Regions from separate parts of the Homo sapiens genome. Here region 2 is linked to region 1. The links are chromatin contacts, found by Hi-C or POLR2A ChIA-PET in ENCODE. All regions are on one chromosome and are shown on one strand. Each heading gives the region's core, a stretch centred on a gene start or an enhancer-like site at or near the end of the contact. The rest is flanking DNA. Distances are from core to core; before and after follow the strand shown.

What was found. A loop is a pair of places that touch in the nucleus more often than their neighbours do. ChIA-PET counts read pairs that join two places held with the same protein, here RNA polymerase II (POLR2A).
Region 2: a loop to region 1 is called in a map of sigmoid colon, with 2.1 times the contacts of the local background. The contact joins two enhancer-like sites. A Hi-C loop is called at or near these places in 1 of 168 maps with a recorded cell type or tissue (sigmoid colon). POLR2A ChIA-PET finds 5 or more read pairs at or near these places in 1 of 52 experiments (activated CD4-positive, alpha-beta T cell).

Annotation. Positions count from the first base shown.
Region 1 is chr20:57,939,706-57,946,773 of GRCh38, forward strand. No RefSeq gene overlaps it. Among named protein-coding and RNA genes, the nearest start is that of LINC01742, 61 kb to the right of the region's middle. Within about 2 kb of position 2,091, at least 5 of the 41 ENCODE cell types and tissues checked have a DNase peak (open chromatin) inside an H3K27ac peak, as active enhancers do.
Region 2 is chr20:57,972,608-57,980,380 of GRCh38, forward strand. No RefSeq gene overlaps it. Among named protein-coding and RNA genes, the nearest start is that of LINC01742, 27 kb to the right of the region's middle. Within about 2 kb of position 5,189, at least 4 of the 41 ENCODE cell types and tissues checked have a DNase peak (open chromatin) inside an H3K27ac peak, as active enhancers do.

The DNA of each region.
Region 1 (7,068 bases), core at 841-3,340:
TCAACTAAAGCCTTGTCATTTGTTGATTTTGTGCATCAGCTATACTGAGCCACAAGAGATACCATGGCGAACAAAGGCAGGGACTCCCCTGTACTCTCCCTCCACTTTCCCTGTCCACATCTTGGCTTCAGTTACTCTCTGTCTGGATGCTCTCATCCCTACCCAAATCTCCACTGTTTTAAAGGCCCATCCAAATGACATGTCTCCACAAAGCTCACTTAGGTCCCCTATGTCAATCAGGAGTCTCTCCATTGCAAGAGACAGAAAATTAACTCACCATGATTTTTAAAAAAATAAAGAACAGGACAATTTATTGGCACACATAATTGAAGAATCCAGAGGGAGACCTTCAGGCATGGTTTGATCTAGGAGCTCGGTGGATGCTATTAGGGTATGCTCTTTCTCTCTCTCTGCTCTGATTCTCTGTGAGTAGGCCCAGCCCACTGTACAGGGGCACATGGGCACAGACATTGTGCGTCCCATATCCTTGGGCTCTAAACACTAGAAAGAACTTCTATCTCTCAGTGTCCAAGTATGGAAGTCTCAGGAAAGGACATGAATTGGGTCTGGCCTGGGGTTTGGAGTTGGAGGTTCTAATTGGTAGCACTTTGCACACACATTCGCCTGACCCCCAACCACCTTCACGAAATGGGGAAGGGTAGTTTCCTGAAGAAAGAGCCAGGATACTGGCAAACAGGAGTGAGGGGGTGGGGACAATACTGGGTACCCCTTCCCCATGCTCAATCCCTCCATTAACCAGAGCCCACCACTCTAGGAGGGGCCTCTCTTATGGGCTGCTCTGGGAGCTTGCCTTGACTCCCTGCTGGTCCAAGAGCTCCCTGAAGGCCGCAGTAGTTGTGTGTCCATCTGCACATCCCCAAAGCCCAGGGCAGGGCTGGTGCCCAGAGAGCTCTCAACAGCATTTGGTGGGCTGGGTTAGGGGAGATTTCTGCCAGTGGCAATGAGAGTGAGAACCATGCCCTCCCTTTCCTAGGATTTTGGGGCTAAAGATACAGGCAAGAGAATGAGAATGAGAGGTGGCGTTCAAGCGCGTCAGCAAAGTAGGCAGTTCTGGGTGCTGTGGTTTGGGGCTCCTAGGAGCTCCCTGACCGCTCCCTAAATATCTTCCCTTTTTCATCACAGATTTGTATCTTGGCGTCTTGTATCTTTGGGAGCCCTCAACAGAAATGCACGGATTCATGAACAGAGTTTCTGTTTCTGTCCTCTGGTGAAGAGTGTGGTAGCTGTTCCCTGCCCTGAGAAACTGTGGAAGGTCCCTCTCAGCATTGCTGTCTGCCTGAACCCACACTCCTCCTCTGCGGAAGGGGCAAGCACCCATACATGGGCTGTGCTCATGTCAAGTGTAGACCCGCTGCCATCACAGGGAATGACAGGGAAAGGCAAAGCAGCCCCTTTCTCAAATCCTGGCACAGTGAAAGCACAAAGGGTGCTATATGGATCTAGGGGAGGGGCCCAGTGAGCAGCCTGCCATCATCAGGTAGGCACCTTGTCCCTGCTAAATGAGTTGTCAAAAGAAGGACATTAACCTCTTTGAGCAGACGTGAACCAACGTCACTCTGATCAATAGGTGCCAGCATCCTGTACGGGCTCATGCCCAAAGCAAATGTGGACCAAGGGAGGGGCGCGCTGGCATATTATCAGCTGCTTACAACCAGACACGGGCATCGGATCCTTGCAGCCGTGGCGGGATACGTGGCCAGCAGGAGAGGGATCCAGGCCAGGCAGGGTGGGGGAGGGCTGGGAAGAGGCAGGACGTGCCAGGAGGACTCAGCCCTGACCCAAGGGTCTCCTAGCTAGCAAAACCCCAGTGAAATACCCTTCCCTTGTAAATCGTCATCAATAGACAGAACTGGACTCACAAGGGCTCGTGGATAGATGGATTTCTTCAACCTTTTAATGCTGCCCATCAAATCCCTGCCCAAAACATCATTTGAGCTGAGCCAGATGGATTCCTTTTTCAGGGTTAGTCAGTCTGGATCCATCTCACCTGCTGTGATTAAGCAATCACAGCAAAGCGGGAATGAATTACAGAGCACGGCTGTCTGTCGTCTGGCCTCCCTCCTGGAGAGGTGTCCTGGCGGGGGCGGCCATGTGGGGTGAGGTCAGAGTCATCGGCTCCACTGCACAGACAGTAAACACAGCCAAACACAGGCAGTCCCCAGGGAAGAAAGATTTTGTGATTCTTTACATTAACTATAAACAAGGCGGTGGTGGTTGCTGTTGTTGTTTTTAACCAAGCATATTTTTAAGGAGTGTTTAATGGGACTGCGCCTGCCATATACCTATAAACTCTGCGTGACAGCACGCTGGCTCCAGCAGAATTTGATATACACAACTCCAAACAAATAATCATATCTGACAGGCAATTTCTCCAATAAACCCAGTGAAATATTTCCCACTGCAGGGGAGGCAGTGTGCCCACGGCCTTCCGCAAAAACTGGCATGATTCGGGGGTGCTGAGGGGAGTGGGAGCTGAGGCTTGTTTACAGAGAAGGCTCCCGGACGGTAGGGACAGGGAGATACATCGTGAATTTTAAAATGCAGACAGGATCAGTCTTCTGTTAAACACCCAGGCACCTTCTGGGGGAGGGATTGGTTTAAGCATTTGCCCCATGAGCCATGGAGGTTAGGGGGCTGTGGGAAACCTCCCATTTTCTTGAAAGGCCATTGACAAAATGGGATTCCTGCATCCTGGGGAAGGGGCTTCCTTGTGTTCTAGACAGGAGTGTTGTTGTCTCTCTGCTTAAGAACCAAGTTCCGGGGGGAGGAATCTCACTGGCCTGGCCCAGGACAGCGTGGGGTCTCTCCTTAACAGCTCCATCAGACAGCGAGACCCCAAACGTGGCTTCATTCAAGCAGACCTTGCCATGGTGTCAGCACCTCGGGCCTTGGACACTGCCTCGTGCTTCCCTCTGCTCCAGTCTGGTTTTCCAGCTTCTTTACTAAGAGAGTTCTAGGAAATCCTCATTTGCGTAAGCAAGTCAAAGGTGCTCTCTGTTGCTTGCAACCCAGGAGCCATGACCAGCATACTGTATTCCACATCTGTGAAACGGGCACAGCTTCCAGTTTTATTGGCATTGGGTGCTAACCAGATCCCTGTGGTAAGTGTTACACCAGAGGGTCCCAAATTTGTTGGTCTCAGGACTCCTCAAAATTAACGAGAACCCCAAAGGGCTTTTGTCTATGTAGGTTGTATCTATCAATATTTCTGTGTTAGAAATAAAAAGGAATAATTTTTTAAACACGGGAATCACAGCACAGATTGATTTCATCAGCCAGCAAAGCAATGATGTCCTCGCATTTCATGGAGCTGCTGGAAAACTCCACCGTACTCTCACAAGAGAATGAGGACTAAAAGGCAAATCGTGGCCTTAGGAATACCCAGGGGTCCCGGGGCCACACATTTGAAGAACTGCTGTGCTAGGTAATCCTTACAATGGCCCTCGGCCCATTTTACAGCTGAGAGGACTGATGCTCGGAACTGAGAAGAGGCTGACTCTAGGGCTAGGGAGTGGATTTGAACCTGGTCTTGAGACTCTAAAGCCTGAACATCACCTCTTCCCTTTGCCCCATCAAGAGTGGTCCAGAGGAAGGACGACTCCCTCTCACAGTTCCCAGATATCACCTCTGCCCTCTGCACACTTGCCCCTTCCTCTTCCTGTTCACCAGCTGCCACGCCTCACTTCCTGTCAGCCTCCAGCTAGGCAGCCTGGGGCTCGCTTTCCAGCCTCCATCCCAGGGAAGCGGCTGCCTCCTGAGGGAGGCCAGGCCTGGACAGGTCCCCGATGTCTGTTTCCAAGCCCGACTCAGTCCGTCCTGCAGGGTGGCAGATGCTTCTCCCATCTTGGTAGTTCCTGCTATGCATGGAAGCCATCGCCTTCCAGGGGCTGGCATAGCTGTGATTAAGAGCGGGCTTTGGCCCCACATGAAGCTAGGTGCAAATTCTTGCCCCACCCCATGCTAGCGGGTGGTTCCGGATGTGTATGTTCCCTCTTGAAGCTTCCTTTTCCCTGCCTGTAAAATGGGACTAATGGTGTAAAGGCCCCTAGGTCTGACCTACCTGTCCGTCTCTGGTCCTCCCTCTCTGCACTCATTACTCTGCGTCTAATTAGTCTTCCCTCCATTTCCTCCGTGTGCCTCGTGACTTTGCACACCCTGTTCCGCTGCCTGGAAGGTCCTCCCCCACCTCTCTCCTTTCCGTCCTCAGAGCCACCTTTCAGATCTCAGCTGAATGAGGCATTCCTTGGTAACCCTGTTCAGACAGAAATTATAGAGGCCACAGTGAGAGCGCAAAATGGTGATCTTAGCGATGCCATCATATGTCACTTAACGACAGGGATGTGTTCTGCAAAATGAGTTGTTAGGTGACCTCATCATTGTGCAAACATCATACAGCCTGCTGCACAAACCCAGATGGTGTAGCCTCCTACACACCGGGCTATGTGTGTAGCCTGTGCGGCCATGGCTGTACTGAATACTGCAGGCAGTCGCAACACATGGTGAGTGTTTGTGTATCTAAACCTATCTCAACACAGACGAGGTACAGTAAAATATGGTATAAAAAATTTAAAACTGCTACACCTGTATAGGATACCTGCATGAATGGAGCTCCCAGGACTGGACGTTGGTGTGGGCGAACCAGTGAGTGAGTGTGGAGAGATGTGGTGACCTGGGACATTACCGCTCCCTGCTTCACACTTTATAAACACTGTACACTTTGGCAACGCAACATGTGTAAAAACATATTTTTCTTTCTTCAATAATAAATCAATTTAGCTTAGTGTCAATTTTTACTTTTTTAATTTTTTAACTTTTTGATGCTTTTCTAGTAACACTTAGCTTAAAACAAACACATTGTACAGATGTACAAAAATATTTTCTTTCTTTCTTTCAACAAGCTTGCAGTTGTGTTTTCTTTCTTTATATCTTTATTCTATAAACTTTTTTCTACTTTAAATATTTTTTTAAGTTTTACTTTTACTCTTTAAACTTTTTTGTTAAAAACTAAGACACAAGCACACACTTGAGCCTAGGCCTAGACAGGGACAGGATCCTCAGAATCACTGTTTTCCACCTCCACATCTTGTCCCACTGGAAGGTCTTCGGGGCAATAACACGCATGGAGCTGCCATCTTCTATGATAGCAATGCCTTCTTCCAGATTCCTCCTGAAAGACCTGCCTAAGGCTGCTTTACAGGTAACTTTATATATACATAAACTTTATATATACATATATTTATATGTGTGTATATATATATATATGGAGTACATGCTTAAATAATAAGAGGTATAATATAGTAATTACATAAACCAGTAACAGAGTAATTTATTATCAAGTATTATGTACCACACATAATTTTACGTGCTAGACTTTTATATGACTACCAGCACGGTAGGTTTGTTTGCACCAGTGTCACAACAAACACACAAGGAATGCGTCCTGCTCCGAAGTTATGATGGCTGTGATGTCACCAGGTTACAGGAATCTGGCAACTCCATTATCATGTTATGTGACCACCATTGTGTATGCGGTCCATCATTAACCAAAACGCTGTTATGAGGTGCAAGACTGTCATTACATAATCACTTGTGTGATTATTTATTTTGTACCTATAGTCCCTTTGAGACCTGCACTCTCCAATACAGGCATCACTAGCCACATGTGGCATTTTACATTTAAATTAATTACCATTAAATACAATTAAAAATTCAGCTCCTCAGTGCTCCATTAACCGCTCGGCCATTACCATTTTAGTGCCAGTGGCGGCCCCTGAGTGTCTTTGCCTGAGAGCCATCAGTGGCTGCTCAAGCCTCTTGTACCCACACATGAGGCAAGCTGAAGGTGCCCAGGAAAAGCAGTGCCCAACCAATGAATGCCAGGAGTTAGCATGTCAGTATCCCAGCTCCCTTGTCCCTCCTGCAGGGTAACTGATGTGTTTCTACCCAGACTCCTTGGACTGGGTCCACTCATCACCCTGACCAGTCAAGAGGTGTCCCAGCCATGTCTCTGGGAAGAAACAGCTGAGATTTCCCTCAAGAGAAAACTGAAGTGCTTGACACAACATGCACAGAGATACAAGCAGAGAGAGGACCATCGAGTGGGGAATGCAGCTAAGACCAGCAATAGCTGGCAAGGGCCAGAAACTGCCTCACTGAAACCTAGCAGGAGCTGGACCCAGGATTGGGTCCCCTTGTCCCTGTCCACCATAGGAGCTGTGGCCCTTGGAGGCCAGGCCGCGTGACAACCTGGGGAGAAGGACACACAACCTCCTGTCTCTCCTCTCATCCTCCATTCTGCAAGTGCTCATTTTGGACAAACCTAATCAGAAGTCAGAGGACAAGGGACACCATGGATGCAGTTTTTAAAGGCCATCTTCCCAGGGCTCAGGATAGGATGGAGACAGACAGAGAATGGGTGAGGGTTGGGCGGGGAGGCTGGAGAATACTTAGTCCAGGTGGGCACAGTGCTCTTTCTTCTAGAACTTTGACTCTTCAATTGAATGATGAAATTATTAGATGCTGGGAGAAACAGTTCCTTTATTCCTGCAAGAAGACCAGCGAGTCTGTCATTACTCCCAGCTACCATGATTCCCTTGTTCTGCCCCAGAGCTGTTTATTCCAAGCCAGGTTCTCCAGCCTCCCTTGCTTATCCTGGGTCCTCCCTGTGCCCTCCCAGCAAATGTGCTCTTTGCTGCCAGTGGCCGGTATCAGTTTCTGTTGCTTACAACCATCAAGCCCTACCTGGGCAAAGCCCATACGAGACCCTGATGCTTTTGGGGGCAGCAGAACAGGACATGAATATAGACATTTTGGTAACATTCATCATCCCAAACAGATTTTAGGGCCTAGGAAACTTGCCTGGGACACCACACTCAGTGGGTAGCACAAGTCAAGACAGAGCCAGTGCAGCAAAGACTTACCCTGGTATTGTTTCTAGGGCTGGGAGCCCTTGTTTTAATGGACCAAGCAGCTCATCTTCCTCTGTTTTCCCGCCTACTCCTACATTGGACTTTGACCTGTCACTTGGACACATGAAGCTTGTTGTTA
Region 2 (7,773 bases), core at 3,939-6,438, 36 kb after region 1:
CCTGCATTTAGGACAGCTGTGAGCTGGATAAGCCCAGCCCAGAGAAGCATCCACTGGACCTGGCTGTGTCCAGATGGCATCTGTCCAGACCTGTGCTGTGATGGATGTGTTCTTTTTCAATGTCAGCTGCAACCATTTCTCATGCAGGAGAAATTTCCACCTCCCTCTGTCTCTCTTCTCTAGGCAATTGCACCCCACAAGGCCAGAGATCTGTTTTATTGAGCATCTATTACATACCAAGTACTGGAGAGTGCCACTCCCTCACCTATCAGTGCTGTCTACATGGCCTCCTTGCAGGGGACAGTAAGAGTTAGAGGGGACAGTGCATGTGAGAAGTTCAGGACAGCATTTGGCTTGAAATAAGCACCCAACATATAGCAGACAGTGATGTGAATCTGCTCCCACCCAAGACACCCCCGACAGCCTCCAGGGCTTTTCTCTCACCACACTTCCTACATCTGGGGCTGGTGACTCTCTGTGGGGGCTGCTCTGTGCATCCTGGGATATTTAGCAGCATCCTCAGCCTCCACCCGAGAGATTCCAGGAACACCCCCTACCTCCCCCATTTTGACAACCAAAAATGTCTCCAGACATTGTCAAATGCCCCCTGTGGGGGTGGCAGAATGGTCCCTGATGGAGAAACAACTGCTCTGGCAGAAGACAGACCAAGACACAGGGCAGGCCCTGGAGAGACGTGTGGCCTTCTCAGAGAGGCAGTCCTTGGCCTACCCTCAGGTCTGGGTAGGATTTCTGAGGTGAGGAGGAGGAGAGAGAAAAATTCCAGGCTGTGGGAAGAGCACAGGAGCCGGGGTGGGGTGGGGATCCATGCTGCTGGCAGTGTCCACCCCAAGTCGGGACACAGGAGCTCTGGGCTGAGTCATTATGAAGAGGTGTCCATGATCAAATGCTTAGCTCTGCCTTGGCCCAATCCCTTCCCTTTCTGTTGTTTTATGTCCCCATCTCTTTTTTTCACCATTCCCTTTTAGGAATAGTCACCTAGGAGGGCTTCCCCAAACATGTGCTTCCTAGGACCCTGATCTTGGAGACGCCACCTTACTTCAAGGATCTCTCACTGTACAAAGCCTCTGCTGGCCCCTCGGGCAGCCAGACACTGCCCCCAGCTCCTCCTCCCCAGCAGTGATGTCCAGTCCAAGCAGGTCGTGGGCATCCATCCTGCCAGGCCACTCCCCATGGAGATGCCCACCTCTGGGAGTGCTGTCCCCACACTCATTTTGGGTTTTTCCGCTGCACTATTCCTCGCGCCTTCAGCTGAAATAACACAGGTGCCTGCCTCTTCTTTCCTGCTCTCCCAGAGAAGCCAAACATCCACAGGAGAGGGGACATGGAGACAGCCAGGGCCCTTGTCTGGGTCCTGCCCTGCCTCCTCTGCCCAGGAAGCCTTTGAATCTGTTTATCCTCCTCAGCCGGCCAGGGTCAGGCCACCAGGTGCTGGCTCCTGCCAGGCCCATCAGCCTCGCCAAAGCCACAGCTTGTCCTGCCTGAGGCCAGGGGCCTGTCCTCTGCCAGCTTAAACCCTTCAAGGCCATTCTCCAGTGCATCCAACCAGCTTCTGCCTTCCCATCCACTCTCTCAGCCTCCCACCCACAATGGCAGAGGGAACGTGGTGGCCAGGGCAGAAAACAAACCCTGACTCAGAGCAGGGTCTCCCTCTCCCTCCCTCCCCACATTTATTTGGCTGTAAATTTTTCAATTTGTCCTCCAGCATAGATTCTGGATATGAGCTCTTCCTGTAGGAGAACCCACCCTGATTCTTGCAGATGCCTCTTCCCAGGTGTCCATGTGAGTCCTTCACCCCCGAGTCTGCCATCTCCACAGCCAGAGGGGCCCTTTGCAGATGGAAGTTAAGTCCCAGATGTCACCTCTCAGCTCATGATGCTCCCGTGCATCCGCATCTTATGCAGTATAAAAGCTGAAGTCCTGGCTATGGCCTCGGTCCCATGACACCCACCCCCTGCCTTTTCCCACACTCTGACTGCACTCTCCCAGAGTGCTCTGTCCCAGCCCACCAGCCTCCTTGCCAGTCCTCAGATGCTGGGTCCACTCTCCCCTCCTGACCTGCACACTTGCTCTTCCTCCACATGAAACAGGCTCCCTGTTAGACCAGCGGGTTACTCCCTTGTTTTCTTTAGATCTGTACAAGCATTTTGCCTTCTCTTTGAGACTTTTTCTGACCACCTTATATTTAAATTAGACACACTCTATTATCACCATCACCAAGACCATCACCACCAACCATCACCACCATAATCATGACAACTACCAGCCACCACAAATACCACCATCACTATCACCATCACTATCACTACCACCAGGACCATCATCACCACCATAATCATCATCACATCATCACCATCACCACCATCACATCCCCACCACCACTACCACCATTACCATAACCATTACCATCACTACCACCACCACCACTATCGCCATCATCACCACTTTCATCATCATCATCATCATCATCTTCTTCACCATCATAACCACCACCACCATCACCACCATGCTGTCTCCCCACCTTCATTTTTCTTGATAACACTTCCACCACCTGACAGCAGAGAAAATCCAGTCGCCACATGAATGCTCACTTCTAGGAAAAAATTCACACTCGAGGTTCCTCTTGTTTTCCTGTTTATTAACTTCTCTGGGCCAGGAGGGTCTGTTCACAAAGGGTAAATGTCCATGTGACCTGAGAATCTTCATAGCAGCTGCTGATGGTGTGTTCCCTGAGTGCCAGCCTCTACACAAAGTGCCTGCCCCAACCGTCCCACTAAGTCCTCGCCATAGTCCTGAGTGGTCGCGAGGAGTATCATCCTGGGTTTGTGGATAAGGACACCATCTGTGAAATACATTGAACCCTCAGGCACTCAAACCCACAGCAGTGGAATGGCTTCCCTGCACCTCAAGTCCAACATGCCATCTACCAGCCTCAGAGCCAGGGAGGGAGCCCTTTGTGACCACAGGAGAAAGTCTTGCCTCCACCAGGCTAAGCCCAGGCCCCCTGGCTGGGACAGGCTGGGATCTGAGCTTCCTGGGGCAGCAAGGCTCAGCTAGGGTGTTGGGGGCTGGGCACGATGGAGGCCTCCCTTTCGACACACTTGAGAGAGCTCAGGTGTGATGTTCCAGCCCCCAAGTCTCGATTCTCAGTGGCTTTGGCCAGCACCTCTCCAGACTCACATACTCCAAACCTGTTCAGGCCTCCTGGGAATTTCTTCAAAGCTGAGAGGAGAGCTCCAGGCCATCCAGAGCACCAAGGGAGCTGTGCTCCAGGGCCATCTGAGGCCATGAAGGAAAGGAGGAAGCCAGCTGGGAAACCCAAGTTTTATCTGCCATCCTTGAGGTGTCTGAAAACCAGGCGCGGTGATCTGAGTTTTGCAACACTGACGGCCTGCATGTGTGTCTGTGTGCATGTGCATGTGTATAAGTTAATGTAATATGTAAACCTCATTAAAGATATGCAGGCATTAATTATTTAACATTGTAGTGGAAAATGTCTTCATGTTTCTTGACAATGCATTACGGGAAGACTTGGGATTACTAAGCAGGAAGTGGGTGCAGTACTGTGCCAAGCGTGGAGTGTGTGTTCATTCTCTCCTGCCATCCTCACCACCACACTAGGAGTGGCCACAACAACACCCCACTTTACAGGCGAAGAAAGAAACTGAGGCCAAGAAATGTAAATGACACTTGAGATTGCAGAGTTGGTGACGGGCAGCACGGAGCCTGGAACTCAAACCGCTCCCCTCTAGAATCCACAGCACCATGGCCACCCCAGGCTGCCCCTGGGTCAGGGAGCCCAGCTCCCAGGTTGGCCTAGGAAAGGCAGGCTCCAGTGACCCCTAGTTTGAGAAGACTTAGCTGGAAGTTCATTCGCTTCCCCAGGCCCTTCCACGACTGCAAGGAGAAAGTCTCCATGGAGTGGGAGCATATTTTAACCCTTTTCTGACATTTGAATTGCAACAAACATGAAAAAGGGAACCTCATGTTCAGAACCTTTGCAGGCAACCATCTCCAGCCAGCCACACGCATAACTCGGCTTTGTCTTCATTTCACTTATTTTTAGGGGTACTGTCTATTTGTGGCATGTGATACTGGTTTCCCAAATACTGTAATTATATAAAATTCCCATGTTAAATACACTTATTGGACTTAAGAAAGCAAAGTGACTTAATTTAAAGAAATTTATGAAACAAGTGATAATGGTATAAAAATAATTGGGGTTGATGCAACTCTATTCTAGCCCAAATTCAGCAATAATAAACTATCGGCTGCCAAGGAAGGGGGAAACCTTGCCAGTCTTCAAGGACTTTATGTTCTGGTTCAAGGGTTCTCACCTGGGCATTACTGACATTGGGGCCAACTCATTCTCTTTAAAGGGTGGGCAGGGGCTGTCCTGGGCATCGTAGGATGTCAAGCAGCATCCCTGGCCTCTACCCACTAGATGCCAGGAGCACCCCTCACCCTCTCCTGACAGCCAGACATATCTCCAGTCATTGCCCGATGTCCCTGGTTGAGAACTGCTGACCTAGTTGCAGGTGGCACCCTGAGGAGGCCTCAGACACCCGCTCTGGCTGTCGACCTGCAGAGGAACGCAGCGGAAAAGCTGCAAAGGGAGGAGGGCGAGCAACAGTCCCATCCACCCACCTCCCCGGCCTCAGAGCTGGCCCGGGTTCCTCCAGGACCTGCAAAGTCCTTGCAGTAAGCAGCAGAAATGCAGGCACTGTTATGTCTTTCGGATCCTGCTATCCTCGTGGGATTTCTGTAGCTGAGTTCCCAGAGAGACTGCAGCTGCACAGTCAAAAATATCCATGCCGCTGTGGATCTTGGAGCTGTTTGTATGAGCTGAGCTGCCCCACAGAAGTGGGGTGGGGGGTGGGGGGGAGTTGAAGTTGGGGAGAAATTAGGAAAGAAAAACAACAAAACAAAAACCTTCACAAAGCAGATCCAAATGGGAAGAGAAATAGAAGTATAATATGAAATACGGGAAGGGCGAAGATGAGAGGATAGTTGTTTCATCATTGGGGAATCTTTTAATAAGATGCCAAAAAAAATTCAGCAGAACAAAGGAGTATGGGAAAGGATGAGAGAGTGTTGACTGAGGACACTTTCCTGCTCCGACATGAGCCTGAAAACGAGGACTTCTCAGCTTTGGGTGCCTGCCAGAGTCACCTGGTTTGGAGGCGGGAGTGCTTTCAAATGGTACACGCCCCGGCCTTCCCTAGTCCCACTGAGGGTGTCAGTGGCCTGCCTTGTTAAAGAGGCCTCATGTGATTCTGACATGCAGCCAGAGATGAGCATTTTCTTTTTTTATTATTTTATTTTACTTTAAGTTCTGGGATACATGTGTAGAACGTGCAGGTTTGTTACATAGGGATACATGTGCCATGGTGGTTTGCTGCACCCATCAACCCGTCATCTAGGTTTTAAGCCCCGCATGCATTAGGTATTTGTCCTCATGCTCTCCCTCCCCATGCCCCCCACTCTCCAACAGGCCCCAGTGTGTGATGTTCCCCTCCCTGTGTTCTCATTGTTCACCTCCCACTTATGAGTGAGAACATGCGGTTGGTTTTCTGTTCCTGCGTTAGTTTGTTGAGAATGATGACTTCCAGCTTCATCCATGTCCCTGCAAAGAAATGAGCATTTTCTTTTCTTTTTTTTCTTTTTCTTTTTTTTTTTTTTTTTTTTTCCTGAGACGGAATTTCGCTCTTGTCGCGCCAGGAGTACGGTGGCTCTATCTCAGCTCACAGCAACCTCCGCCTGCTGGGTTCAAGCGATTCTCCTGCCTCAGCCTCCCAAGTAGCTGGGAATACAGGAGTATGCCACCACGCCCAGCTAATTTTTGTATTTTTAGTAGAGACAGGGTTTCACCATGTTGGCAGGCTGGTCTCGAACTCCTGACCTGGTGATCTGCCCGCCTCAGCCTCCCAAAGTGCTGGGATTACAGGCGTGAGCCACGGCACCTGGCCCCAGAAATGAGCATTTTCTAAAGCTCGAAAACCTACCAGGTGAGTCTCTGGTGCTGTTTCCATTTTATTTCTAAATTGTCTTGCTTGGAAATGTGGCATCTTTTTTCTTTCCTGTGATTTCCCTCCTTCTGCTTTTTTTTTTTTTTTTTTTTTTTTCATTTTTAATGTTTCTGACTGATTATTGCCATTTCAGGGACTATGCCAAAGCTCTCTGAAGTAGCAAAATCCTCCTTATCTCTAAATCATCCCTAAGCTCCCAGCAATGGCAGGCAGCCCTGGGCAGGCCCTGCACCCAGCAACCTCTGCCCACAAGCACACATCCCCCCAAACATGTTTAGACCATGTCCACATGGCTCTGCACGCTTTCTAAAGGAGAAGAGAGGTAAGCCCTCCAACCCCTCAAATATAGACAATGATGACGTTGAGCCCAACAAATTATAGACAAAAGTTTGAGATCAGCATGTCAGAAAGTGGGCTTGGCAGAACCTGTTTGGCCAGATGTTCACAGATGTTGCAGAAAAAAGGGCCAAACGTGGAAAGGCTGAACAGGGTTGACCCGCAGGACTCCCCTGAGTCTAAGCTGCAAATGTGCATCCCAAGCCTATTCTAGAGCCCCAAATCCCGCTCTTCCCAAGTCTGTTTAACTCTTGGAGCAAGCACCTCTCAAGGACCAGTTAGTTTTGCAAATGCAGAAAGGGGATGCCTGGGCATACCCCAGGAACAAGCCTAGCTTCACTGAGACACAGACTCCTTTTTTCCAGGCTGGTTGTACTCATGCAAATACAGCAAAGCCACCGCAATGCAGGGCCCTGCCCAGTGCCCTGATTTGTCTGGACCCCACTGTGGTCTTAGTGTCCAGCGTGCCATCCAGTCTGTCTGGTCCCCACTTTGGTCTCAGTGTCCAGTGTGCCATCCGGTCTGTCTGCTCCCCACTGTGGTCTTAGTGGCCAGTGTGGCGTCTGGTCTGTCTGGTCCCCACTGTGGTCTTAGTGGCCAGTGTGGCATCCGGTCTGTCTGGTCCCCACTGTGGTCTCAGTGTCCAGCGTGGCATCCGGTCTGTCTGGTCCCCACTGTGGTCTCAGTGTCCAGCGTGGCATCCCGTCTGTCTGGTCCCCACTGTGGTCTCAGTGTCCAGCATGGCATCTGCACTCCAGCCTGGGTGACAGAGGGAGATTCTGTCTCAAAACATAAATAAAAATAAATAAATAAATAAGTGAATGGATGATAACACTGTGAATGACTTCATTGTCCACACAGCAGTCACAGGTCAGATCTTTAGGCAGGTGTTTTGTCTGAATCGCCTGTTTTGATGCACGTGAGACTGACGTCTGGGGCAGCCGCCGGGGCAGTCAGGGAGACAGAACTCTCTGACACCGCTTTTGAGCTCGAGGGTCTGCTCCCATCTCTGACAATGGGATTCACAGCAGGGTGCAGGCAGGACTGAGAATATGATGAGGCAAGCAAGGCACAAGGATGCAAAATGCTCAGCAATGTCACCTCCAGACTCATGCAAGCGCAGGGCTGGTCTCTAAGAGCGAGGCCTCCTTGCATTCTGAGCCCTGAGCACGGCACTTGTCTCACCCTCATCCTGGCCCTGCAGGTCTCAGGCAGCAGGCACAATACCAGGAAAACAGAGCTTCTCTTCCTGGAGTGTAAATTTTGCCCAAAGACTTGGCAGGGGAACTATTTTTTTCTGTTAAAAAGATCAGAGAAGAATGCAAAACTGAAGAGTTTTTAAGATAAAACATGCCCCGGGTTCTGGGGATACAAGCCCTTGTTTTCACCT